2 separate regions of the Mus musculus genome follow, and region 1 is linked to region 2. The links are chromatin loops, found by intact Hi-C in ENCODE. Cell type or tissue: heart. All regions are shown on one strand. Each heading gives the region's core, and the rest is flanking DNA. Links, peaks and the distances in the headings are about the cores only.

Region 1 (7,584 bases), core at 909-5,908, 270 kb before region 2:
ACACGCAAGAACATACAGATAGACATCTGTGACAAGAAGGATCACATACCAGATGTTGGTGTAGTATTAAAAGGTGTGTGTAAACATATGTATATAAACATATAAATTCTGAATCCTAATTTCTGCACGTGCCTGTAGTAATAGTACTGGAAAATCAAGGGCAAGAGGATTACAAGTTCAAAGCCAGGCTAGGCTATGTAGTGAGAGCCTTTTTTTTTTTTTTTTTTTTAAGGGGACGGAAGAAGCTACAGGAATCGGGAAATGGCACATCCTATAAAGTTCATTCTCCAGAACCCTTTTGCTTGTTTTGTTTTTCAGAGACAGGGTTTCTCTGTGTACCCTTCGCTGTCCTGGAACTCACTCTGTAGACCAGGCTAACCTCAAACTCAGAAATCTGCCTACCTCTGCCTCCCTAAAGCTGGGATCAAAGGCGTGCGCCACCACTGTCTAACATGGAAGGTGACTCAAGATAGGGTTGCCCGTGTCAATCACTTGCCAGAGATAACTATAGGTAATAATTCTACATAAGACACCACATTGACAGATGCAATGTTTGCTTTCAGGTGAACTTCATCCTATGCCCCCCACTCCGTCCCCTATGTTTGAGAGGGTTTGATCTTCTTTTGTTTTGTTTTGTTTTGTTTTGTCTTGAGAGAGGGTTTCTCTGTCTAGCCTTGGCTGTCCTGAAAATTGCTCTGTAGACCAGGCTGGACCCAAACTTTTAGAGATCTGCCTGCCTCTGCCTCCCAAGTGCTGGGATTAAAGGCATGTGCCACGGATGCTTGGCCTGAAACAACATTTTTGTTTCTTGAGTTTTTTTTTTGTTCATTTGTTTGGGTTGTTTGTTTGTTTGTTTGTTTGTTTGTTTTTAAAGAAGAAAAAGAAGCCAGCAGTGCTGAAGAGTAGACTCAGTCAAATATTCTAGCTCTTCCAGAGTTCCCAGCACTTGACAACCCCCTCTATACCCAGAGGACCTAATGATTACTCCTAGCCTCTGTGCATTCTCTCTCTCTCTCCTCTCTCCTCTCTCTCTCTCTCTCTCTCTCTCTCTCTCTCTCTCCCCACACACACTACAATTAAAAATAAAATAAATCTTTTTTAAAAAGAAAAAAAAAATACATGGTGGCACACACTTGTAGTTTCAGTCTGGAAAGTTGAGAACAAATCCTCCAGGCTATCTGGTGAGCTCTGTCCTAGTAAAAGACCCTGTCTCAAAAACCAAGGTGGACAGCTCCTGACTTATTTACACTTAAGGTTGCTCTCTGACCTCCACACACATGTACACACAGGTACACCCACTTGTACACATGTACATATATACGCATACCTTAGTTGTCTAGGCTATGGTGGGGTAAAACAGGAGAGCAAGAATTCAAAACAAAACAAAATAAAAAACCTCCACAGGGCTGGAGAGATGGCTCAGTGGTTAAAAGCACTGGCTCCTCTTCCAGGGGACCTGAGTTCAAATTCCAGCAACCACATGGTGGCTCATAAATGTCTGTAATGAGCCGGGCGTGGTGACACATGCCTTTAATCCCAGCACTTGGGAGGCAGAGGCAGGCGAATTTCTGAGTTCGAGGCCAGCCTGGTCTACAAAGTGAGTTCCAGGACAGCCAGAGCTATACAGAGAAACCCTGTCTCAAAAAAAAACAAACAAACAAAAAAATGTCTGTATTGGGGTCTGGTGCCCTCTTTCTGGTGTGTCTGAAAAGAGCAATGGTGGTGTACTCACATGCATAAAATAAATAAATAAATCTTAAAACAAAACAAAACCTCCACTATCTGTGCTGTGGCAATTCCAAGCCCAAACCTTAGACTGTATAACAGATATAATGTCTGCACAAACAGAAAGCCTAAATGAGCCAGCAGCTGTCATTTTATTACTGCCTTCCTGTTTTGTCTGGAACAAAAGTTATTTCTACCTTTCAACAGGAAATGGAGTTATAACATCGTTGTGATCTGCTGTACAGCAGGGTTATATGAATGTAATGCTTAGTCATTTCAAAGCCAAAGCTAAAAGAGAAGTGCTATGCAAATCAAAATGCAGTGTTTCTCAGAAAGAAAGCCAAATTCTGATTGGAAGCACCTGGGATTTCTAGCTAAACATCCCTTCCTGGCACTTTAGACAGGCTGTGCCTCCTTTAGAATCATGCATTAAGTAAAATAACAGTACAACCACATACCTCTTTTATATAACTAGCTGACACAGTAAAATCTAGGAGTTTGCTGTTATTCCCACAACCCATATAACCATGCGATTGAAGGCTGTGGTGGTTTGAATGAAACTACTTCTGTGAACTCACGTATTGGAATGCTTGGTCCCAGCTGATGGAACTGTTGGGGAAGGATTAGGAGATGTGGTCTTGTTGGAGGAGGTGTGTTACTGTCGCTGGGGGTAAGGGGAAGAGGCTTTGAGGTTTCAAAATACCACATCATTCCCAGTTAGCTCCCACTCCATCTCTAATTATTGTCTCAACATGTAAGTAAACTCTCAGCTACTGCTCCATCCCTGTGCCTGCCTATCTGCATCCATCCTCCCCAACATAGACTCACCCTCAGAGGGGTATATTCTAGAAGGAGAGATACTAGAATGCTGGCACCTCCCCTCACCACTTTGTTTCCCAGTTCTTATAAGGTAAACAGACTTAACACCGTGTTCTGCCTTGCCAAAGGTCCCAACGCAAGATGTCCAGGAACTGAAACTTTGACAACTATGAAGAAATTATTTCCTTTTTTGTTTTGTTTGAAGTTTTGGGTTATTTGTTTGTTTGAGGGTTTTGTTGTGGTTATTGGTGGTAGTGGTTTGGTATTTTTGTTTTTGTTTTTGTTTGTTTGTTTGTTTTTAGAGACAGGGTTTCTCCATATAGCCCTAGCTGTCCTGGAACTCACTCTGTAGACTAGGCTGCCCTCAAACTCACTGAGATCCACCTGCCTCTGCCTCCCAGGTGCTGGGATAAAAGGCATGTACCACCACACCTTGTAACACATTTAAAAAAAAAAAAGATTTATTTTATTTATATGAGTACATTGCAGCTGTCTTCAGACATACCAGAAGAGGGTATCAGATCCTATTACAGATGGTTGTGAGCCACCATGTGATTGCCAGAAATTGAACTCAGGACCTTTGGAAGTGCTCTTAACCTCTGAGTCATCTCTAACCTAACACATTTTTTAAAAAGTATGTGCAGTGCCCATGGAAGACAGAAGAGGGCACCAGATTCCCTGGAACTGGGGTTATAGATGATGTGAGGCATCATATAGGTGCTAGGGCTGCAGTCCATTTTCTGTAAGAGCATCAAGTGCTCAAAAGTACTGATCCATCCCTCCAGCCCCAACATAGTTGATAGAGAATGGTTTGCTAAGCTTTAAACATCCTCTTTCAAGCTGAGTTGGGATGCTTGTTTGTAAACCCAGATCTTTGGTGGATAAATGCAGGAGGAACAGAAGTTCAAGGCCATTCTTGACTATACTAGCAAGTTTAGGGACAGCATGGGCTACGTGAGACTCTATCTCAAATATCAACTAAATAAATATGCCTTTTCAATTACATTGTGTTAAGATCTCTTTCTGGGGCTGGCGAGATGGCTTAGTGGGTAAGAGCACTGACTGCTCTTCCAAAGGTCCTGAGTTCAAATCCCAGCAACCACATGATGGCTCACAACCACCCATAATAAGATCTGACACCCTCTTCTGGTGTGTCTGAAGACAGCTACAGTGTACTTATTTATAACAATAAAGAAATCTTTTTTAAAAAGTCTCTTTCTGCATTAATTATCATGCACATGCTACATTGTTTTCTTTGTTTAAAATGTTGGCAAATAAAGCACCGTACTTAAAACTAAATATAACTTAGCTTCAGAATTCTTTTTATATTGAGAGATAGCACAAAGTACATAAAGATTAATTTATATTTTAAAAATGTTCTACATAGGGCTGGAGAGATGGCTCAGTGGTTAAGAGCACTGACTGCTCTTCCAGAGGTCCTGAGTTCAAATCCCAGCAACCACATGGTGGCTCACAAACATCTGTAATGGGATCTGATGCCCTCTTTTGGAGTGTCTGAAGACAGTGACAATGTAGGTACATCTAATAAATAAATCTTAAAAAAAAAGTTGTTCTACATATTCATCAGTCTAGTCAAGCTTTCATAACAAAATACCATAGGCTGGTGGTTCAAATTCCTCGTGGTTTGGAGACCAGGAAGTCCTCATCTTAAACAACAAGGTGAGTTTTGCCTGTTAGCTTATAGGTGGCTACTTTCTGCTTACATGTCTGTTTTGTATGGCAATTTTTCTAACTGACTCTCACAGGTTTTTCTCTGACTTCCATTTGAGTGTGCAAACACACTAAAATTAATATTTTTATTATTTTTGAATTGTGTGTGTGTGTCTGTGTGGATGTGTGCATGTGTGTATGGATGCTTATGGAGGCACAAGACATTGGATCCTCTGGAGCTGGGCTTAGATGCCGTTGTAAACGACCTACTGCGGGTCCTGGGAACTGAACTCAGGTCCCCTGGAAGACCAGTAAGTGCTCTCAACATGTGAGCCATGTCTCCAGCCCCTAATTTTGTTTTTTTGAGAGACACATTTTGTAGTGGCCTTAAGCTAACTATATAGACTTCTGAGTCTCCTGCCTCTACTTCTCAAATGTGACCTGCCTCACAATTCCTGGCAGGAATTCTTAAGTTTTTTATGTATTCAAGTGGGCTTGAGTCTTTAGAGACAGGAACTCACCATTGCCCAGGTAGGTCTGGTACTCTGTAGCCCAAGATGGCCACTAGCCTCCTATCTCAGCTCCTGTGTGGTCGGATTTCAGGTGTGAGCCATCATGCTTGCCTCCTTAGATGCATTATGCTTTAGTTTTCTCTTCTGCAAATGGGTTTTTAAGATCATTATAGAGCCGGGCGTGGTGGTACATGCCTTTAATCCCAGCACTTGGGAGGCAGGGACAGGCAGATTTCTGCGTTTGAGGTCAGCCTGGTCTACAAAGTGAGTTCCAGGACAGCCAGGGCTACACAGAGAAACCCTGTCTCGAAAAAAGAAAAAGAGTATTATGGAACTATATGAACTAATAGGTTTAAAGCATTCAAACTAGTGACTAGTATATAGTAGGCAGAAGTAACTACCTTGAAGTGCATACTAGTAAATGTTAAATATTATTTTGTTGTATGTTGGTTTCTATCTTTTTCTCTCTTTCCACCATTTTTACTCACCCCTCCCTATTTGTGTTTGTTTTTGAGATAGGGTCTTGTGTCTCTAAACACACACGTAAACAACACTATCTTTAAAAATTCTAATTCATAGATATAGTTATCTATTTTGGGGTCCTGTTATGATTTTTTTTTAAATACAAATTTATAGCTCTCTTTGTCATTGTTCTTTTTTTTTTTCTTTTTAAAGTTTTATTTATTTATTATATGTAAGTACACTGTAGCCGTCTTCAGACACTCCAGAAGAGGGCATCAGATTTCCTTACGGATGGTTGTGAACCACCATGTGGTTGCTGGGACTTGAACTCCGGACCTTCGGAAGAGCAGTCGGCGCTCTTAACCACTGAGCCATTTCGCGAGCCCCTATAGTTTTTTTCAGTCAATGTTTTAAACAATACTGGCTAAAAGTGTAACAATTAACAATTCAGAATCTCCTAAAATTGTTTTTGTTTGTTTGGGTTTTTGTTTTGTTTTGTTTTGTTTGTTTTTGTTTGTTTTTTTTTGGGACAGGGTTTCTCTGTATAGCCCTGGCTGTCCTGGAACTCACTTTGTAGACCAGGCTGGCCTCGAACTCTGAAATTCGCCTGCCTCTGCCTCCCAAGTGCTGGGATTAAAGGTGTGTGCCCCCACGCCCCGCTAAAATTGTTAATGATTGGGGGGAGGGAGGTTCCATTTAAAAAACAAACCCCCAAGTCTGTGGATATAGCTCAATGATAGAGCTCTTGTCTTAGCGTGCATGAGTCTCTAGCCTTAACCTCCTGCACTCTGAAACAAAACAAATCAGTAACTTAGAAACTACTGCTTCAAGGGTTGGTAACACGTAAAGAAATTCTTGAGATTTCGCCTATCACATACTGTAGAATTTGATGTGTAAATTAGGGAAAAGGTTCGCTTCTAGGTTTATAAGTATCTGAAAACCCTAAATTTAGGGAGAAAGATGGAGTAAAGGGTCTTAGGGTGGGAAACAAGAAAGCCTGGGGAAGGGTAAACTACAACTCCCAGGATTCCTTGGTTAGGGCACTAGGAGAGGGCGATCCACTTTGGACGTCGCAGCTTCCAGGAGTCAGCTCCAAATCCGTTCCACGCGTGGTCCTTCCAGAGCAGTATCCTACCCGCTTCGTCATTTCATTCTTGTTTACCGTTACGGACACCTAAGGACCATTTCTCTGCAAAGTGGAGGAGGAGCCAGGAACAAACCGTAACCCGGAAGCAGTAGCCTGGGACTGATCATGCTTGCAGTACCTTGAGCTGAAATGTTGCGGTGCACAGGAGGCTCAGTTATCAGTAAGAAACGAGAACGTCAATTTTCTTCTTTTACTTAGATATTCACAATTCTTTCTTGGCCGTAAGAGGGCTTTAAAAAAAATTCCTACTGCCCACTGGTGTTACTTCCGTATAGAATCCATAATACTGACTTACACAACATGATTTTCACATTCTACGCCTGGTGCCCGTTTACTGTCACTTTTAACACACCAGAAACCGAGAATTGCTTTTAAAATGTCGAGTAATACCGGGTTGTGGGGGTGATGTTGAAGCCTTGCTCTTTCTAGGTTTAGGTAGTTACTCATTCCACAGCTACTCCTAAACTGGAAATTTTAGCCAGAGCATTACTAAAATCTTCCATCCTTTTCTTCTTTCCACCGTCAAACGAATACTCCTGATGTACTCAAGGTTAGATATAAAGATGCACTTCTGGAGTATTAAATCTGTGGCTGCTGGGCATTCGTGAATTCTTTCACAGTCCAAATTTCAGCTGTTGATTTTTGTGAAATTTATTAATAGAACCCAGTATATGCTGAATCTCCTGAATATTTAGTTTTTAAAATGGTAATGCTAAGTTGGATTTAGCAAGACCAAAGGAGCTTATATATGAATGTGTTGCCAGGCACAGCAACAAACAGCAGTTATAATAAAGGCTGCTTCTGGTAATTTGTTGTGCTAAGGATCAAACCACAGATAGGCCTTGAGCATGTTGGGCCACTGAACTACATCCCCAAGCCATTCTGCTAAATTTTGACCCTTATTTCCAGTTTTAATATCAGGAGGAAAAACATTTTCCCTATCTTGCCCTTATCTGAAGGAAGAACAGATAATTATTGTGCATACCCAATTTCACCTAATCTGTCATTTTTTAAAAAAATATTTTTGTATGTGTGTGGGTAACTAACTGCATGTATGTATGTATGTATGTGTGTGTGTATGTATATCATATGTATGCTTGATGCCCAGGAAGCAAGGAGAGGGTGTGTCAGATCAGTCTCCTGGAACTGGAGTTAGGGACAATTTGTGACCCACTGTGCAGGTGTTGGCCTTGGTCCTCTGCAAGAGCAGCAAGTGCCATTTGGATGGATTTCTTTTGTCTTCTTTTA
Region 2 (7,584 bases), core at 1,535-6,534:
TTCTAAAGTTTAATTCTATTTGTAGCTGGACTGAGAACCACCCACAGATAGATGGAAAGGCATTTGGCTGAAACACTGGCATCTTTGCTTAAAGGCTGATTTTTGAAATTCATCAGTCAAGGTGACGTGTGGGGTAGCATACGGTAAGGATTACAGACAGGGCTGGGGTCTGTCTTATACGTGACAGCACTCGGGAGGCAGAAGCAGGCAGATCTCTGTGAGGTCAAGGCTAACCTGGTCTACATAACAAACTCCAGGAGAGCAAGGGTTACATAGAGAAACTATTTCTCAAAAAGAAGAAGAAGGAGAAGGAGAAGAAAAAAAAAGGAAGGAAGGAAGGAAGAAAGGAAGGAAGGAAGGAAGGAAGGAAGGAAGGAAGAAAGAAAGAAAGAAAGAAAGAAAGAAGGAAAGAAAGAAAGAACAAAAGAACAAAGCTATCACTAAATTAAATTATCCAAAGGACTTTCTTTTTTTTGGACAGCTTATCACTCTCTGTCATAGCTTAAAAATAATTCACACACTGCTCCAGTCGAGCATGCTGCTGGCTTTCTCTTCTTTCCTTCTTTTTAGGAGTTTAGGTAGCTATCTGTCTTCATTAATCATCCATTATCTAACTATCGTCTGTCTAACGTAGAAAGTGCATGCGTGGTCACGCACAAGTACACATGTGCAAGTCTTCCAAGGGAAAAGACTGAAAACCGATGACAAAATTTCTAACTCATGCCAGGTCAGCCACTCAGCACAGCAAAGAACTGTGACTTTATTCAAGTCTGATTTTCCTCCTTCATTATGAAGAGTGACTACAACTACTGGATAAACACTAGAAAACGCAGCCGTTATTACAGGATCGTTACTTGGAGAAAACTCATTAGTACTAGACTCACAGAGCACTATTTTATCATCAGAGATGTGGGAATGGCTCTGTCACTCCTACCCTTCCTTCCAGGCAGCCGGCTTCCTTTAAGAAATATCGGTACCACTCCAGCATGTCCATCCCTGCCTCCCTGCCTCCTTCCAGGAACCCAGCAGCCTCCAGTTCCCTAAGCCACACTGCCTGGGGGGCCACCCCGTAGGATTCAGACTCAGCGGAGATGGAGCAGAGCCCAGCAGCCTGTTCCAGTTTCTCCCTCAGAAGCAGCCCAGTTATAGAAGCCTGGAGTTTTGTTTTTTGGTTTTGGCTAAACCAGGCCTTTCTGTACGCCAGCTGAGAAAGCAGGCTCTGTTCTGCCCTGGGAGCTCAGAGCAGCCATTGTACACATGGGTTAGCAGTGACTGTTAGAGGAACCTGGCCTGTGAGTTCACCGCTCAGATGACAGCAAACTAAGGCAGTGCAACACTTAAGAATCTAACCATTTAGAAATTCTTGTTGGCCGGTTCCTCTTTATTCCCCCACCCCATACATATCACAGTTTATCACACTATGTACCAGGCTGGCTTTGACCCTTCCAGTCGGAATTTCACTTTCCAACAGTTGCACTTTTCTTCTCAGGAGAGGATCCCTAGCTACAGTCTGCCTGGCACTCTCATGCTGGTGGTTGCAGGAAAAGCCTGTGCCCTCTTGGAGTGGTGGGTAGGAGTGGGGGAGGGTGGGAGGCAGTCTGCAGTTTCCAGAGTTCTGGGCCCTGAGCAGGGCAGAAAGCTGAATTGCTGGAATGGCAATTACATTATCTTCTCTAAGCCCAGAGAGGGAGATGTTGGCACCTCAGGCTATTTCTCACCAAGTACAATGAAGTTTATTATTTGCCAAAATTCTGCTCAATATGGTGCCTTTTACAGCCAAGGATATTTGCTAATGAGTTTTTAATAAGGCCTCGGTTCTATAAGATTAATTACATAATGTTTGGGAAAATGTCTAGAAAAATTAATCTAAGAAAAAGGCCGCAAGCAATGGTCTCCCCACCTCACTGAACTGGTAGAGTTGTCAGTTGCCTGGCACTGATGGGAATTTCCAATGTCTCAACGCCTTGTTCCATTTACAATAATGTGGATGAAAAATGGCCTCAATATTTGAGCTCTGTCAGCGATCCCCTCATGATTAGTGCCCTGTGCTTGGTAACCCTCCAGCTAAATTTGAGCAGAACTGTCCTTTGGGGTTGAACCCTATGAAAGGGAGAGGTGAGAACTTCACAGCTGGTGCGTCTTTGTAAACTAATGCAGAGAGCCCAGGCCTGAAACTCTCCAGAGAACAGGGAGTCCATTAGCTTGATGATCGTTCCTGTGTGATAGATACTTATCTTTTTTGACTATGCTGTCTTTGGGTGATTTAAGTTATATTCAAAGACAGCAGATCCATGCATGTGCATAGCATAGATACTGCCAAATGCATTCTACTTCAAATTCTGTGATTTGTTTGCCAGACTTAAATAATATGGAACAGCATTAGACAAATTTTTTTCCAGAAAACAAAAATGCCATGATTTTCTTCATTCTCCTGTCTGAGTAGGAAATAGCAATAACTTTGATTGTTAGCAATAAAATGTGATTTACTATTCCTCCATATTCTTAGAATTTAATACTGCTCTTTTAAACCAAACATCTTGCAGGAAAATGAAAGATATGAGAAGTGGGAGCCCACTTCTTCAGGGTGATGGCTTATTCTAAGAAGCTTGTCAGCTAGCCATGTTTGTCTTTAATTAAATGCCAAATGGTATTGCTTTCATGGCCAAAATATTTACAAAAACAAAACAAAAAACCCTTAAAAATCAAAGCTATTTTTTGTCTTTAAATTACTTTCATCATCGAGATTTTGTTGTCTAAAAGATAGTATTTGTACTCTAACACCATCAAATTTCCCCAAGGGTGACAATCTCAAGCCTGCTACTAATGGAGACATAGACATTTAAAATCACTCTCATGTTCAAATTCTGTGCTTTCACATATGAGCATCCACCAGTGTCTATATTTAAAATACAAATACATTAAGGCACTTTTCAAATCCACACAAAATACAGCGCAATTCCGATCTTACAAATTGATGCTTGTAAATTTGATATAGTCTCTAAAACAGACTCTGTGCTAAATGGCTTGCTTATCTACATGAGGCTTTTGAGTTAAAAATACAAATTATGCAGTGACTGCAGAAGATGTGTTGTGTAAAATGGTTGAATTGCTTTCAGCACCATTTTCTCTAAGTACTGGAATTTGTTCATGCCTTGAATTTCATGGTGGGAGAGGAGGAAAAGAGGCAGTCAGCGAACCTTGGAGGACAGTGATTAAGAAAGAGCCCTTTGTGTGCTCCCTGGAGATGGAATTCTTTTCCATTAGCTGGAATAAGCTTATACCCGGTATGGCAATGGTCATCAAGATAAAATGTCCCCTTTTACATAGGTGGACACACTCAGGTATTTAGAGAACGCATTGGAACTCTGCCCAGTTCAGACAGAAACGCTTTTTATACTCCTTGAGAGAGTCTATCCAGCCTTAATCTCAATGAGCACATAAAGGGAGGAGAGTCGTTAGTGAGACTGTTGCCATTAAATCACAGGTGAGCACACTGATTCTTAAAAGAGATTTGTTACCTCTAAGGAAGTCTGACTTTTTGTTTTAACACAGAATAGGGAGAATGAATAAATAGGTCACAAACAGGAGAACTTTCTTGTTAAAAGAGTTTCCCTCAGCTGTAGGATTGAATATTCTTTCTACCCTTTGTCCTATTTAAATTTATGGCTTTCCTCAGCTGGGACAGGCATCAAGGATCATTTACTTTCATTTCTTTCTTTCTGGAGAAGAAGCTCAGAGAGGTCACGTGCCCTACCCACTGCCTCACAACTGCTTGGTAAGCTGCGTTAGGCTGGGATGGCAGAAAATGGCTTTTCCCACAGTGTCCAGGGCGTTCTCGAACAGTCCCCGTTTCTGTTTTCAGCCTAGGAACCCTGAGCTTGCCTACCCTGTACCCTGTACCCACTTTAGGCTAGACCTGAGAAGGGAGGTGTCCAAGAGAACCAAGGGGACCAAAGGGAGCAGCAGGCTGTGCCCGCTGGCCGAGCAGCGCTCTGGCTCCACCTAGGGGTTCGGCCACCCTGCGCACCTGGCGGCCCTTGCATCCCAACTGGGGAGTCACTCGTTGAACTTACGTGATTGTCATTCCCCTTCCAGAAGTAGAAGGCCCCGATGGCCCCGAAGAGCAGCAGTACCGCGCCAGAAATGAGGACCACAGCTCCTACCTTGAGCAGCCGTGTTGGGCTCCCGGAGGGCTTCACGGTGACGGTGGTGTACGCCTGCGGGGCAGGAGATGGACTGGTTGCCGTGCCACCCACACTCGCGATCCCTGCATCCTGTCCCGGGGGAACCGCGAGGACTGGAGTAGGAAACCTTGGCCCCAAGAACACTCAGAGGTTGCCTTGCGAGTGTCCCTTGTCCTCAGACATGGAAGTACCATAGCAGACTCTTCCCTAGGCCGGCCCCCTAGTACTGCACCCTCTGCTCCACGCCTGTGGTGGATCCTCTGTACCCTGACACTCTCCCCCCACACTGGACATTCTCATTTGATTCCCTCATCACCACACATCCAAAGGCCCAAATCCCTGATCCCAGAAGTGGACCTGGCACCCACAGGAAGCCGGGGTCTCTGTGTCTGGACTTACTCCACAGCAGTCCTGGGGACCCAGGAGGTACTCACCGGGGGACTGCAAAACTCAACGTCCTCAGGCCCTACCATGGTGATAGGAACTTTGTCTGAGTTCTCTGTCATGGCTGAAGATGGAGAAGTAAGATACGCGAAGACCCTATCCCACTGTCCTAACTGTTCCAACTGTCCTCTTGTCCCTACAACGAATGCCCCCTGTACAACAGCAGCAGCAGGAGCAGCAGCAGCAGCAACAGCAGCGTCCTGCTCTGGCCAGCCCTTCTGTCCCCACCCCTTCCAGCACCTCACCTCTCCCCTCCCTCTTCCCTCCACCCTGGAGCAGCCTACTCAGCTTATCCTGTGTTCTCAGATGTGTCCTCCCCATCACTCTCTCCCCTCCAAAAACCCAGAGGGACATCCAGACAGGTTTGAGTATGTAAGGGATGTTGAGCCTTGGAACCCCACCAGCACCCCCAGTTACTAGCTTGCCAGGATTTCTTAGAGTATCAGAGGGCTTTGCAGTGTGACACTGGCTGGAGCCTATTTCTCCAAGGGGCCCTGGAAGCAGAATGAGAGGGGAGTGTGATGAGAGATGGGGGGCCTGTCTCAAGTGCCAATGTTAAGATACCCTTTCTACTAGGGTTTCCGCTGGAGGTGGGAACTGCTGGACTCCCCTGGAACTAGAGCATGGGGCAGAATGTTGGAGATGGCCTTTGCCACTGGGTCCTCTAAGGGAGGGGTTTAATTGCTGCAACAGTGCAGCAAAAGCAGAAGGGTCCTGAAGCAGAGGAAACGGGGAGCCTGGAATGAAAGAAAATGCCTATAGTTAAGTCCACACTGATTAAACAGCAGAAAATGTGTTTCCCAAACACTGATTGGCTACGACCAAAGGAACAAATAAAAGGTGGTTACGTATCATTTACATATATGTAGTAAATAGCTCCATTAAGTGGACAGAGAACATGGTTTGCTTTTTTGTTGTTGACAGTCTCATGTAGCTCAGGATGACCCAGAACTCCATATGTAGCTGAGGATGACCTTAAACTTTGAACTTTCCTCCCGCCATCTCTGGAGTGCTGGGAGCACAGGTATTGGCCAATGCTCCTGATTTTATGAGGTCCCGGGCATGCTTTTCTCTGAGGCACGTACCCACCTTTGAAGAAAATGTCTTCTTCCGTGGTACCTCACTTGGAGCCAGGGCTCCTCAATTCACACTGGGAAATTTAGTTGTTTTAGAACTCTCTGCTGAGAAGTGACTGAGGGCTGGTGCTTGGGAGGTCCTGAGCAGAGGGACCGTGGATGTGCAAGGCTGCAGCAGGAGAGTGTTTAAGGATCAAGAAAGGCATTGTTGCGTGGAGATGTGGCTCTTAGGCTAAGAGCTCGGATGTGGGGCTGCAAGGGAAGAGAGGAATGGAAAACACTGTCACTGTCACCACAGAGCTGGCAGCACCTGCTGAGTCTCAGGGGATGATTTCAGACCTACCAGGACTATGAGAATTGCAGAAGACCGGGTGAGGGGCTATGTTGGGAGGGACAGTGTTTAGACTGTTAAGCTTGATGGCAAAAAGAGTCTAGTGATCAGTCTAAGGCACTTTGTCTGCACACCCTGTGGATGCGTGTAAAATCCTTGCCTGCACACCCCCTGGATGCGTGTAAAATCCTTGCCTGCACACCCTGTGGATGCGTGTAAAATCCTTGCCTGCACACCCCCTGGATGCGTGTAAAATCCTTGCCTGCACACCCCCTGGATGTGTGTAAAATCCTTGCCTGCACACCCCCTGGATGTGTGTAAAATCCTTGCGTGCACACCCCCTGGATGCGTGTAAAATCCTTGCCTGCACACCCCCTGGATGCGTGTAAAATCCTTGCCTGCACACCCCCTGGATGTGTGTAAAATCCTTGCCTGCACACCCCCTGGATGTGTGTAAAATCCTTGCCTGCACACACCCTGTGGATGCGTGTAAAATCCTTGCCTGCACACCCCCTGGATGTGTGTAAAATCCTTGCCTGCACACCCCCTGGATGTGTGTAAAATCCTTGCCTGCACACCCCCTGGATGTGTGTAAAATCCTTGCCTGCACACCCCCTGGATGTGTGTAAAATCCTTGCCTGCACACCCCCTGGATGTGTGTAAAATCCTTGCCTGCACACCCCCTGGATGTGTGTAAAATCCTTGCCTGCACACACCCTGTGGATGCGTGTAAAATCCTTGCCTGCACACCCCCTGGATGTGTGTAAAATCCTTGCCTGCACACCCCCTGGATGTGTGTAAAATCCTTGCCTGCACACACCCTGTGGATGCGTGTAAAATCCTTGCCTGCACACCCCCTGGATGTGTGTAAAATCCTTGCCTGCACACCCCCTGGATGTGTGTAAAATCCTTGCCTGCACACCCCCTGGATGTGTGTAAAATCCTTGCCTGCACACCCCCTGGATGTGTGTAAAATCCTTGCCTGCACACCCCCTGGATGTGTGTAAAATCCTTGCCTGCACACCCCCTGGATGTGTGTAAAATCCTTGCCTGCACACACCCTGTGGATGCGTGTAAAATCCTTGCCTGCACACCCCCTGGATGTGTGTAAAATCCTTGCCTGCACACCCCCTGGATGTGTGTAAAATCCTTGCCTGCACACCCCCTGGATGTGTGTAAAATCCTTGCCTGCACACCCCCTGGATGTGTGTAAAATCCTTGCCTGCACACCCCCTGGATGTGTGTAAAATCCTTGCCTGCACACACCCTGTGGATGCGTGTAAAATCCTTGCCTGCACACCCCCTGGATGTGTGTAAAATCCTTGCCTGCACACCCCCTGGATGTGTGTAAAATCCTTGCCTGCACACACCCTGTGGATGCGTGTAAAATCCTTGCCTGCACACCCCCTGGATGTGTGTAAAATCCTTGCCTGCACACCCCCTGGATGTGTGTAAAATCCTTGCCTGCACACCCCCTGGATGTGTGTAAAATCCTTGCCTGCACACCCCCTGGATGTGTGTAAAATCCTTGCCTGCACATCCCACTGAT

Evidence for each region. Hi-C counts contacts between places; a loop is a spot of excess contacts. Peaks named below come from ENCODE experiments on the same cell type or tissue, not always from the same donor. Only the 100,000 strongest peaks of a DNase experiment are listed, where the experiment ranks them.
Region 1: a loop joins it to region 2, with 3 times the contacts of the local background. A loop is called at or near these places in 3 of 42 quality-filtered maps.

What each region holds. Positions count from the first base shown.
Region 1 is chr14:79,391,541-79,399,124 of GRCm38, forward strand. It overlaps Mtrf1 (mitochondrial translational release factor 1), which reads left to right and starts at 6,232. Exons shown (of 11, transcript NM_145960.4): 1 at 6,232-6,496. In heart, for the core only: a CTCF peak has its summit at 3,204 (motif pointing right); no DNase peak of the experiment used is centred there; H3K27ac peaks cover 62 bases.
Region 2 is chr14:79,657,322-79,664,905 of GRCm38, forward strand. Cnmd (chondromodulin) reads right to left here and starts at 4,862. Exons shown (of 7, transcript NM_010701.3): 1 at 4,619-4,862; 2 at 4,074-4,217. The coding sequence starts at 4,690. It overlaps Gm41218 (a long non-coding RNA gene), which reads left to right and starts at 5,612. Exons shown (of 5, transcript XR_874848.1): 1 at 5,612-5,652. In heart, for the core only: a CTCF peak has its summit at 4,006; a DNase peak (open chromatin) is centred at 4,030; H3K4me3 peaks cover 826 bases; H3K27ac peaks cover 654 bases; H3K27me3 peaks cover 1,340 bases.